2 separate regions of the Homo sapiens genome follow, and region 1 is linked to region 2. The links are chromatin loops, found by intact Hi-C in ENCODE. Cell type or tissue: heart right ventricle. All regions are shown on one strand. Each heading gives the region's core, and the rest is flanking DNA. Links, peaks and the distances in the headings are about the cores only.

Region 1 (5,385 bases), core at 95-5,094, 140 kb before region 2:
TGGAAAATTTTAGACCAGATGACCTCTGAAGTCCTGCCAACTTCCGGAATCTGAAATTGCAACCTGGATAGACTAAGTGAGTCCCTTGGAGCCATGTGACAAGTCCAAGCTCCAGCTGTGGATGAGGCCTGACTTCAAGTTCAGAAGCTCATCAGCTAGCCCAGTGTATCTCTTTGTGTCAGTTTTTTTTCCTAAGCAGTTTCAGTAATATACCAAAAGATACAGACTCAATGAACATTTTGAAACCTCCTAACAGTGTGACATAGAATTAATTAAACCTAGAAAAAAATTAACATAAAAAGAAATTCAACAATGAAAATGTATTATCTTGTGGGGGAGGTACTAAAAAGACCCTGAAGGAGTCAGGATGGGAAGAAAGAGGTGACTGGGGTCTTAGGACCAGTTTAGTCCCCACTTTGATCTGTAGCTTTGAACTAGTTAGTGAACTCTCTGGACATCAGCTTTCTAGATGAGCAGATCATCTTGGATGCCTCCCAAGGCACTTCCCATAGCTAAAACATAATGTTTCTTAATGTCACTGATAAGATTTTATCACCAGATGCCTCAGACTTTGAAAGCATGTAGCTCTGGCTTTTTGTTTAGTTTCTCACGCAGAATTTTATTCACTTTAAAATTGAAGTTCCAGCCGCCTTAACTATGAATATCAAGAGAAAAACTAATAGATGTAAAAGTAAACAACAGAAAGGGTAGAAGATCTCTTATTCTCTTCTGGATTTAGGTGACAGACTTCATTTACTATCTTGTTTGTGAATATATTTAGTAAATTTTGTGGTATGAGAAGTTGGGTATCCACTCTTATTTATCCTCTAGGTAACTAATTTTTATACATATGTACTTGCCTTTTTCCTGCAAGGCCCACAAACCACATGTTTTTGATGCCTTGTATATACATGAGATTTAAAAGGAGAAGGCTAAAGTAAATCTGTTCTAATAGCTACAGAACCATTTGTAAATTAAACCTTAAACTCCTAAAATTTCACATAAGAATATGTATCCAAGTTCTTTTTTTTCTACAGTATAAACCCCTTTTATTGAAAAATATTTCTCCTGCCTATTTTTATAATTGTAAAGTCAAATTAAGGTACCAGGAATTATAGCTACAGGGCAATGAGAAAGGCATAACTAAAATATAGTTTTATATTTATTATATAAACCCTACTTCAGTAGGGTTTTAAGTGTAACGCAGTTTGATTTGAAAATAATTAAGAGATCGTTTCAGAAACTGGTATAATATTTAAGGGAGAGCTGAGTAGATAAACAGAAGCTTCAAGGAGAGATTTATGGGAACAGAAGTTTCAGTTGATTGCATCATGGTTTTTGAGGCCAAAGGCAAATAAATTCCTGAGTATTTCCAGATGCTGTGTGTCTAGGCAAGAGGACATCTGAGGAGCTAGAAGTATTTGATGTGAATTCTGTTTAGTGGTCTAGGCTGCTTTCATTTTCATGATAGATTTCCAGGTATGTTTGTTTTGAACAGGCAGATTTTACATTTTGAGGTCTATTCTGTTTTTTTAATAGCAATGCTGATTTTAAGACAAATAGTATCACCATTTTATACCTAGTAATAGGCAAAGCTGGGACTTAAAACTAGGTCTTCCAACACCAGATCATTACAGCACATGAACAGTGTATTCATTATGCACTGGCTGTTACATAGTTCAGTGATGGACACTACCAAGAGGTGAAACTCAATCATTAGTCTTCATTGGTAAAAATCTTGGCAGAGTTTTGATAAGTCAAACACTGAAATTATGTGTTCAAGTGAGAACTTTGTGCATCTCATACGTATAGATTAGTATAGTCCTCCATTTGCTGAATAATAGCAGGTAATAACAGACTTACACACTTACACAGTGCTTTCAGACTCCAGTTGGAATGGACTACTGTTCTCTGAATGTGCCTTCTACTTTCATATCTTGCCTATGCTCTTCCCTCCCCACTGTCTCTTTCTAACAGAATACAGCCTGTGTTTTAAGGCCTGTCCCAAATTCTGCTACACTCATAAACTTACCCTGATTTTCACGGTTGAATGTGATCTCTCTGACCCATCTATAAAATTTTGTTTTACCTATTCAGGGGTGCTTACTTATTTTGTTTTGTCTTCTGTCAAAAATATTTCTTTCTTTCTCTTTACCTGAGACACAGTATAGTATAGTAGACAAGAGTATGGACTTGAGCCAGAGTGCCTGGATTTGAATGTCGAATGTGCCATCCATTTCCTCCCTCATAAAATGAGTGTTAAAATAGTGCCTGTGCTTTAGGGTATTTATGAGACTCCAAGAAATTGATAACGTTATAATGCCCTTAGAACAGTCTTGGGACAAAGAAGGTCAGTGCTCAATAAAATTTAGCTTTAATGTTGACTATACTAGATTGTAACATCGGGAGAAGCAAGGAGTATTTATTTCCCATACTTCTCTCTTATGGGAAAATGTATTTGATTTCTGGTTTAGGTTTCCCTAACCATCCGCACCACCCCTGCCCCAAGGGCATCAAGGTGTAAGGGCCATCAAGGCTCAGGAATGTGGAGAAGTAGATGCTTAGGAACACTAGTAGTTCAACACACATTTAGAAAGGATATCACATTTTGGGGGAAGCTTCCTGACCCTAAAAGACAGCAAATCAAATCTGTCATACGTGTACCCGTATTGCTAAGCTTACAGCCACAAACCAGAAGGGGGCAACAGATCTGCTTACTATCTGTGAAGAAGGGAGAAGAAGCCTCAAGAAAATGATTCCCAGTTAGGAAAAAACTGCACCATAACTGATCTCTGATAAGATGTTATTGAATCAATAATCAAAATACAGATTAGACACAAAAAGAGAGGTCTGTTCTGTGGGCTGGGAGCATGTAAGCAATTGAAATAGAAATTGTGGAACTGCTTCCAGAGATTTTAGTTTTGATATCTGGCATGCACAAGAGCAGCTCAGAATGGCTAAAGTTGTTTAATGTTGTCAGCATTCCCCACTTTTATTTTATTGGTTTTTTTAGAAGCTGTGCAAGAGTTTCTATTTGTAGAGCTGATTCTTATATAGAAAACTGGGCTGCTGTGCAGCCTTGCAGGTTAGAATGAAATATACATTTTTTTCATATTTTTAAAATCATTTCTTGTTTATGGAAAAAGTAATTACATATTCTTTTTTTAAAAAAAATACTTATAAAGGAAAAATCACTTGTTTTTAGTGTGTTTCTTGCCAGTCTTTTAAGTATATCTTTCCATTTTATTTGTTTTAAACTATTAAACAGTAAGTGTCACATTTCATCTATAAATTCAGTGCAATTCCAACCAAAATCTCAGCAGAAATTTTTGGGGAACCTGAGAAGATGACCCTGAAATTCAAGTGAAAGAATAAAACCAAGAATAGCTAAGACAGTTTTAAGAAGACTAACATAAAATGATTGGTCCACAAGATAGACAACAAGACTTATTAGAAAGCTACAAAAAATACAAATGAAGATAATGGCTTAGATGTAGACAAATAGACTAGTGGAGCAGAATAGAGAGAACCCAGAAATGTATCTACATATCTGGAAACCTGAGATATTTTTTACATCAAAGGGCGAAGAATGGATTAGTTAATAAATGCTACTTAGACAATCGATAATCTAACAATTATATGGGAAAATTCTTCATTCTTACTTCAAAATATATGAACATACTCACACACATTTTTTTTAGGTAGATTAAAAACCGAAATGGAAAAAGCAAAACTTTTAGAAGGAAATATAGGAGAATATTAATAGTAGTATAACACTGGGGACACTGAAGGATTTGTTTTTTTTTGAACAAGACACAAAAAACATAACAAAAGATTGATAAATTTTTTTGTTTTGTTTTATTACTAAGTGATAATTGTTTTTGGGGTTTTGTTTTTGTTTTATTTTGTTTTGTTTTGTTTTGTTGTCTTCCATGATTCAGAATGGTTTTTGTTGTTGTTGTTATTTAATGCTTGTTGTGTGTTTTTTAAGAGACAGGGTCTCGCTGTGTTGCTCAGGCTGGTCTCAAACTCCTGTCCTCAAGCAATCCTCCCATCTTCGCCTCCTAAATGGCTAGGATTATAGGCGTGAGCCACTGCACCTGCTCTGATAAGGTTTAATGCATTAAAATTTTAAAGTTCTATTCTACAAAAATTTTGTTACCACCAGTAACAAAATTAAAAGACCAGGGAAGATTTGCAATGCATGTAGCTAACAAAGATTAGTATCTAGATTATATCCATAGGCCAATAAGATAAGAATTTTAGAAAAGTGGATAGAGAATATGAACCAGCAGTTCACAGAATAAAAAACCATATTGGCAGTTAACATATTTAACATATGAATAGATGCTCACTCTCAATAATCAGATAAATTACAGATTAAAATGATACATTTTCACATTTATTAGATGCAAAAATAAGACTTCCATAATAATTGTGACAAAGAGGAGCAACAGGAAGTCTGATTCACTACTAGTGGGAGTTTAAAATTATATAGTCACCTTGAAGAGTAGTTTGGCAATATGAAGTAAAAGAGGATGGGCATGGTCATCTTCTACTCAGCCTTCTGCTCTGGGGTATATACCTTAAAGGAACTCTGGCTTGTATAAGGATTAAGTTATAAGACTGTTCATTTTAACATTGTTCATAATATGAAAAACTGGAAGCAACTTAAATATCCTCCAATAGAAAAAGAAGAAAAATGTGATAGACTTTTTTTTACAATGGAATACCATACAACAGTGAGAAAGAATAAGCCAAAGCTATCTATAGATGCATACATATCTATACACACATACACATATATATCAGGGTGATTATCTCAAAACATAATGAGTAAAAAAAAGGTGAAATATCGTACATATAATATGATACCATTTATGTAGTTTGAAAATATGCAAAGCAATATCATCACTTACATGGATACATGTTATAAAGTGAAGGGTATAAAAAACATGCCCAAAAATGGTAAACAACAAATTCAAGGTATTATCTACCTATGAAGAAGCAGGATGGGGTTGGAGTAGGATCCGGAAATATACATGAGGGAGCATCAACTGTATCTATAATGCTTTATTGGCTTAAAAAGAAAATCTCAAGTATGACAGACTTTAAATTTTTTTTTTTTTTTTTTTTTTGAGATGGAGAGTCGCTCTGTCACCCAGGCTGGAGTGCAGTGGCGCGATCTCGGCTCACTGCAATCTCCGCCTCCTGGGTTCACACCATTCTCCTGCCTCAGCCTCCCAAGTAGCTGGGACTAGAGGCGCTCGCCACCATGCCCAGCTAATTTTTTTGTATCTTTAGTAGAGACAGGGTTTCACCATGTTAGCCAGGATGGTCTCAATCTCCTGACCTCGTGATCCGCCCGCCTCGGCCTCCCAAAGT
Region 2 (5,385 bases), core at 240-5,239:
TTCTAGTACCTCTCCCACGCAGCCTCTTCTCATGCCTTTCTAGTCATGGCCTAGACTACCTCTCAGAAGCATTACTTAGCTAATTTTCTCCCCAACACTCTAAAAAACTGTTTAAAAGACCCAAGCGTAACACTTCATGTGTCAGAAGTTCTTTATCCAGCAGCATCAGCTGTGAGAAATTCAGCGTGGGCCTGGCATGGTGGCTCATGCCTGTAATCCTAGTACTTTTGGGAAGCTGAGGTGGGGGGATCGCTTGAGGCTAGGAGTTCAAGACCGGCCTGGGAAACATAGCAAGACCTCGTCTCTACAAAAAAATTAAAAAATTAGCTGGGCGTGATGGTGGACACCTGTGGTCCTAGCTACTTTGTAGGCTAAGGAGGGAGGATCTCTTGAGCCCAGGAGTTCAAGGCTGCAGTGAGCCATGATCGCATCCCTGCACCATCCTGTCTCTGAAAAGAAAACTTAAAATTTAGCTTTGAATTCAGTAAAAAAACATTAAAAGGTAGAGCGAGGGAAAGCCTCTGAGCAGGCAAAATAGATACCACTAAGTCAAAGCACTTACAGCTCAAAGACTTTATACGACGGAAGACTCCTTAGGGAAGATTCGGGATCAAGTCTCTCTCTCTCTTTTTCTTCTTTAGAGAGGAGGTCTAACAAGCTTAGTGACTAGATTTTCCAATCCACAGCAGATTCAGAACAACAACATAGAAGGAAGGTGTACTAGATTGAACAGTATTCCCCACAAATGTCCACGTGGAAACCTCAGAATGTGACCTCATTTGGAAAAAGGGTCTTTATAGAAGTCATTAGTTAAAATGAGGTCACACTGGATTAGGGTGGGAATCTTATTCAATGACTGAATAAGAAGAGAAAACACAGAGACAAACAGGGAGAACACGCCACGTGACACTGGAGGTAGATAATGGAATGATACATCTACAAGCCAAGTACGCCAAGTATTGAGCCTAGGAGTTCAAGACCTACCTAGGCAACAAAACAAGACCTTGTCTTTACAAAAAAAATAAATAAATTAGCTGGGCATGATGGTGCACACCTGTGGTTCTAGCTACTTGGGAGGCTAAGGAGGGAGGATGGCAGAAATCACTAGAAATGAGGAGAAAGGTATGGAACAGATTCTCCCTCAGTACCCCCAGAAGGAACCAGCCTTCGGCCTCTTGGAATGTGAGACAATACATTTCTGTTACTTACGCCACCCAGTTGATGATACTTTGTTATGGCAGCCCTGGGGAACTAACATAGAAGAGTACTTAGAAACAAGCACACTGAAGGTAGTTTAGAAAAAAACTACTGGCAGTGTGATATCGAGGGAGGATACCAAGACAGATATGTTTTTTAAAAGACATATGAATTAAAAAACCAGAGCTGGCATCATTCTGTCTGGTGGCAAACCGATACGTCCTCTCCAAGAAGACACTGCAAATATAAAGACATAATTCAATTGTGGATGACGTTCATAATGATGACCTTGAATTGGTTTTTAAAAGGCTGGATTCTGTTGAGGGTACTTAAACAAGGCCTCACTGTACTGCCTCACCCCATAGCCCTAAAAAGGAAATGTATTTGTTTGCCACTTGGATTGCACTAAATATTATCTTTTCTATTTGGCATCTCAACACGGCAGTGTATTCTTTTGTTACTAAATTATTGGGACTAACATTTCACATTTTCTTCTCTGGGAATCCTGATAAAATTATACAGCTTCTCTATGATACGTGCAAAGATGTTTCTACACTTAGTTGGTATTTGTCTTTCTATAGCAACTGCACACACTCACGCACACACTCACACACACACAAGAGAACACAACAGAAGAATCTATGATTAGAACTCCAGCATATGGACACCTATGCAATCAGACTTTTCACTATGGATTTCACACAACAACTAGAAAATCTTATTTTTGGAGAATGAACTATGAAGCTGGGCCAAGAATGATTATATCTTGACTTCAAATCACTTAAAAACTCTATGCCTCAATGCCACCCCTCATCTATTAAGAAATAGAATAAAAAACACAGTCGAAAATGTTTACGCACTACGGCCTATATAAAAATGACCCATAACAGTTCTGCTCCACTCTATTATTTAGCCCCATACCATGTGCTAGAGTCAATTTACTTTTTTTTTTTTTAATTGAAACTTATGCTGGAGAATTTTTCTTGTTCTACTTGGGGAGCACTTTTTTTCCTGAAAAAAAATCCCTTTTTTCTTTTATTTCATGTCTCCTTACTTAGGCCCAAATCTCCTTAAATCATCTTTTAAAATGAGAAGTATATAACTTTATGTAAATATATTTTAAATTGTCTTTTTAAGGTTTAACTTTACATTTGTTTCCACATAATTATTCCTCAGCGAGCTCCGGTCTCCTGGCTTAGAAACGCCTAGGTACAGTTTCCCCATCTCTTTCCTGGTGATCAAGGAGGTTTCAGGTCTTCACTGTGTTAAACCACATAGCGGAATTTTGCAGACTACCTGCCCCTCCTCCTTGCCTGATGAAATGAGGTGGATGTAGAAACACAGTCCCCCTCCACAGGCAGAGCAGATCCCATAGCACAATCCAGTCTGCACAATAAGCGACCGCCCAGGACTCCATCTCACAGGAAGATCTTAAATCACTCCCTTCCACTCTGGCTTTGAATGTGCTCCAATTCGCCTTCCACTCCCAGCCACCTTGGGGGAAGTAGGAAGAGTGAGGGTCACAGGGTGGGCACCAAGCCCAGATGGGGAGGGACACCAAACTGTCACTGGGTGGGGTTCCACAGGTCTCTTTTGCTTTTGCCTTGTCAGCATATTAGGATTTGGGGCTGGGGACTGCATTCCAGAAATAATAAAAACCACCCATTTGGAGAAACACGTGGCAGGGCTTTATAGCCTCTGGGCCTCTCTGCAGTGCTGTGCTGGGAGAAACAGGCAGACAGTGAGAGTTCCTTGCTCCAAGATGCAGGGAAGGTCAGCCAGAACCAGTGGAATGGGATTTGCTGTCGTCCCCAGTGTAATCCAGAATTAGGGTGGAAACGTTTGAAGGAGTATTTTCTCTATCTTTTTTAACCAAGCCTGTAAGTAATATGATATCACTGCCTTAGGCTTTTTTTTCTTTTTTTAAACCATGATCCTCTTGCAAACCAAACATACAATCGTCTCAGAACCTCTCCATATAAGGAATTTCCAGACAGACTGATTCTATGCAATATTTCTTGGGCTTAATGGAGAAAGTCATTCTAGGGCATTGTCCAGCTTTCTGAGTCATGCCATCAGGGTACTGAGAGGCTGGCTCACCCAGGACAAGGCCTGGCCTTTCTGAGCCTCAGGAAAGCCATGAGTGAGAAAGGTCACTCCGAGGCTACTGATCCCTAAGCAATGCATTTATGATTTCAAGAGACCCATTCAGTCCAGAGACAGGGCTGGTCTGACTATACAATACCCAGCATGAAGGCTCTGAATTCAGGACTTTCCATGTCTTTTCTAACGTGCATCAAAGGCCATTAAAAACCTGCTGAAGAAATTAAAGACTTGTAGCTACTATTAAGCTCCAACCACTTAAATCCTGCACTGGTGACCACTGGTCAGCCCCACCAGCCATGCTCAGATGTGTGTCACGGCACCAGTGTCTCTGCAGAGCAAAGGCAAAAGGGAGGGGAAGAGAGGAGAAATGGGAGGAAAGAAAGAAAGAAGCTGGAGGGCAGGAGAGGAGTAAAGCGTGGACATGTACCCCAGGAGGTAAAAGAGTTTGAGGTGGGAGTGAAACTCTGGGTGCAGGGAACGGTACCCTATACTGGCCTGGTCAATGCTCCAGAAGACACAGACACCAAAAAAAGCAGATGGAGTCGTGTGAACGTGGGAGGCTGGTGGGTATCCATGGGCAATGAGTGGTCTGGAAGCTGTAGAAGAGGAGAATGGTGCACCCCCAACCCCAAAAGGTTTCTGTCTAGAATGGTTTTATTGGGCGGTGATCCTTTGATTCATAACGACTCATACCCTGAGATGGGGATTCAGACAAAAAAAGAAAAATCCAAGATGGACGCTAGAAATAATACCAGGTCCACTTTGATCTTGGCCCTTTTATTTTTTCATGTTGCCTAAAGTTGGTGATTTCATTCATCTGCATAGGTGTAATAGGATTGCTTCGATAATCACAGTTTTACCTCTTTCAGATGCATTCTTCTTGCTGGAAAACACTGGATATGTGTAAATCTCCTCTTTTAACATGTTCCTCCCACGTTATTTTTGTCCCAGTTTCTGTCACAATTAACTTAATAAAGAAAGGATCTATTTTCCTTTCCCATGTTGCTGAAAATAAATTTATGAGTGATACTTAATAGTTGTCAGGACATGCAGCTGTTTTTCTCTCCCTTATGCGCACCTCTTCAAAAACCTCTATACCAGTGTTCTTCAAATGAAGGCTGCAATACTTTACTGTAGCATGAAATGGTCAAAGCCAGTGTTTCTTAATAGTATAGAATAAAACAGACTAGAAAATGTCATAATGCATTGCAGATAATAAGGATAGGCATTGTTTTGTTAAACTTTTGTTTCAATTTTAGATGTATGCATGGATCAGCCTGTATTTTCTATACCATGGTTAAGGTAAAAGAAGTTTGTAGGACAGGTCCTGTGGCTCTTGCCTATAATCCCAGCACTTTGGGAGGCTGAGGAGGGCAGATTGCTTGAGCCCAGGAGTTCAAGACCAGCCTGGGCAACATGGGAAAACCTCGTCTCTACAAAAAATACAAAAATTAGCTGGGCATGGTGGCATGCACCTGTAGTCCTAGCTACTTGGGAGGCTGAGGCAGGAGGACTGTTTGAGCCTCTGGAGGCGGAGGTTGCAGTGAGCTGAGACCGCGCCACTGCACTCCAGCCTGGGTGACAGAACAAGACCCTGTCTCAAAAAAAAAAAAAGTTTGTAATACATCCTTATACAATATATGTCTGAATATGTTTGTCTTTAAGGTTAAAAACTAAAGTCCTCTGAACTGGGCTTTTCTTATGTATCAGGTGTACAGGATAAAGATCTGCTGCCTCTAAAGTCTCAATTTTAAAACCATCTCTACCACAGATGGGATGAAATTTAGTCTGATGGTAATTTCAAACTTAGATTTTTATGTAAGAAAAAAATACATTGTTAAACTATATACGAGGTTTCCTCATATTCAGGGACAGATCTCTGCTTTCATTTTATAACCTCCACAAGAGAATCAAACTGCCTTTCTTACCCTCAACTGTGGTCCTTTCCAATAACTTATGTCACGGCAACTTATTATTAAAAAACGACTGAACCAAGATGACTTCGGACACCTCTGATCCAAGGGTTGGCCCAAAAGGAGCCTCAATCTGCTTCAGCATTGGCCAGACACCCCGGAGACTTAC

Evidence for each region. A loop is a pair of places that touch in the nucleus more often than their neighbours do. Peaks named below come from ENCODE experiments on the same cell type or tissue, not always from the same donor. Only the 100,000 strongest peaks of a DNase experiment are listed, where the experiment ranks them.
Region 1: a loop joins it to region 2, with 2.0 times the contacts of the local background. A loop is called at or near these places in 12 of 110 quality-filtered maps.

What each region holds. Positions count from the first base shown.
Region 1 is chr5:72,278,196-72,283,580 of GRCh38, reverse strand. The region is part of intron 4 of MRPS27 (mitochondrial ribosomal protein S27); the gene reads left to right. LOC107986422 (a long non-coding RNA gene) reads left to right here. Exons shown (of 2, transcript XR_001742742.2): 2 at 1-2,731. Among named protein-coding and RNA genes, the nearest start is that of MRPS27, 39 kb to the left of the region's middle. In heart right ventricle, for the core only: a CTCF peak has its summit at 2,692 (motif pointing right); no DNase peak of the experiment used is centred there; H3K27ac peaks cover 3,431 bases.
Region 2 is chr5:72,139,499-72,144,883 of GRCh38, reverse strand. The region is part of intron 2 of MAP1B (microtubule associated protein 1B); the gene reads right to left. Among named protein-coding and RNA genes, the nearest start is that of MIR4803, 27 kb to the left of the region's middle. In heart right ventricle, for the core only: no CTCF peak of the experiment used is centred there; a DNase peak (open chromatin) is centred at 2,928; H3K27ac peaks cover 3,119 bases.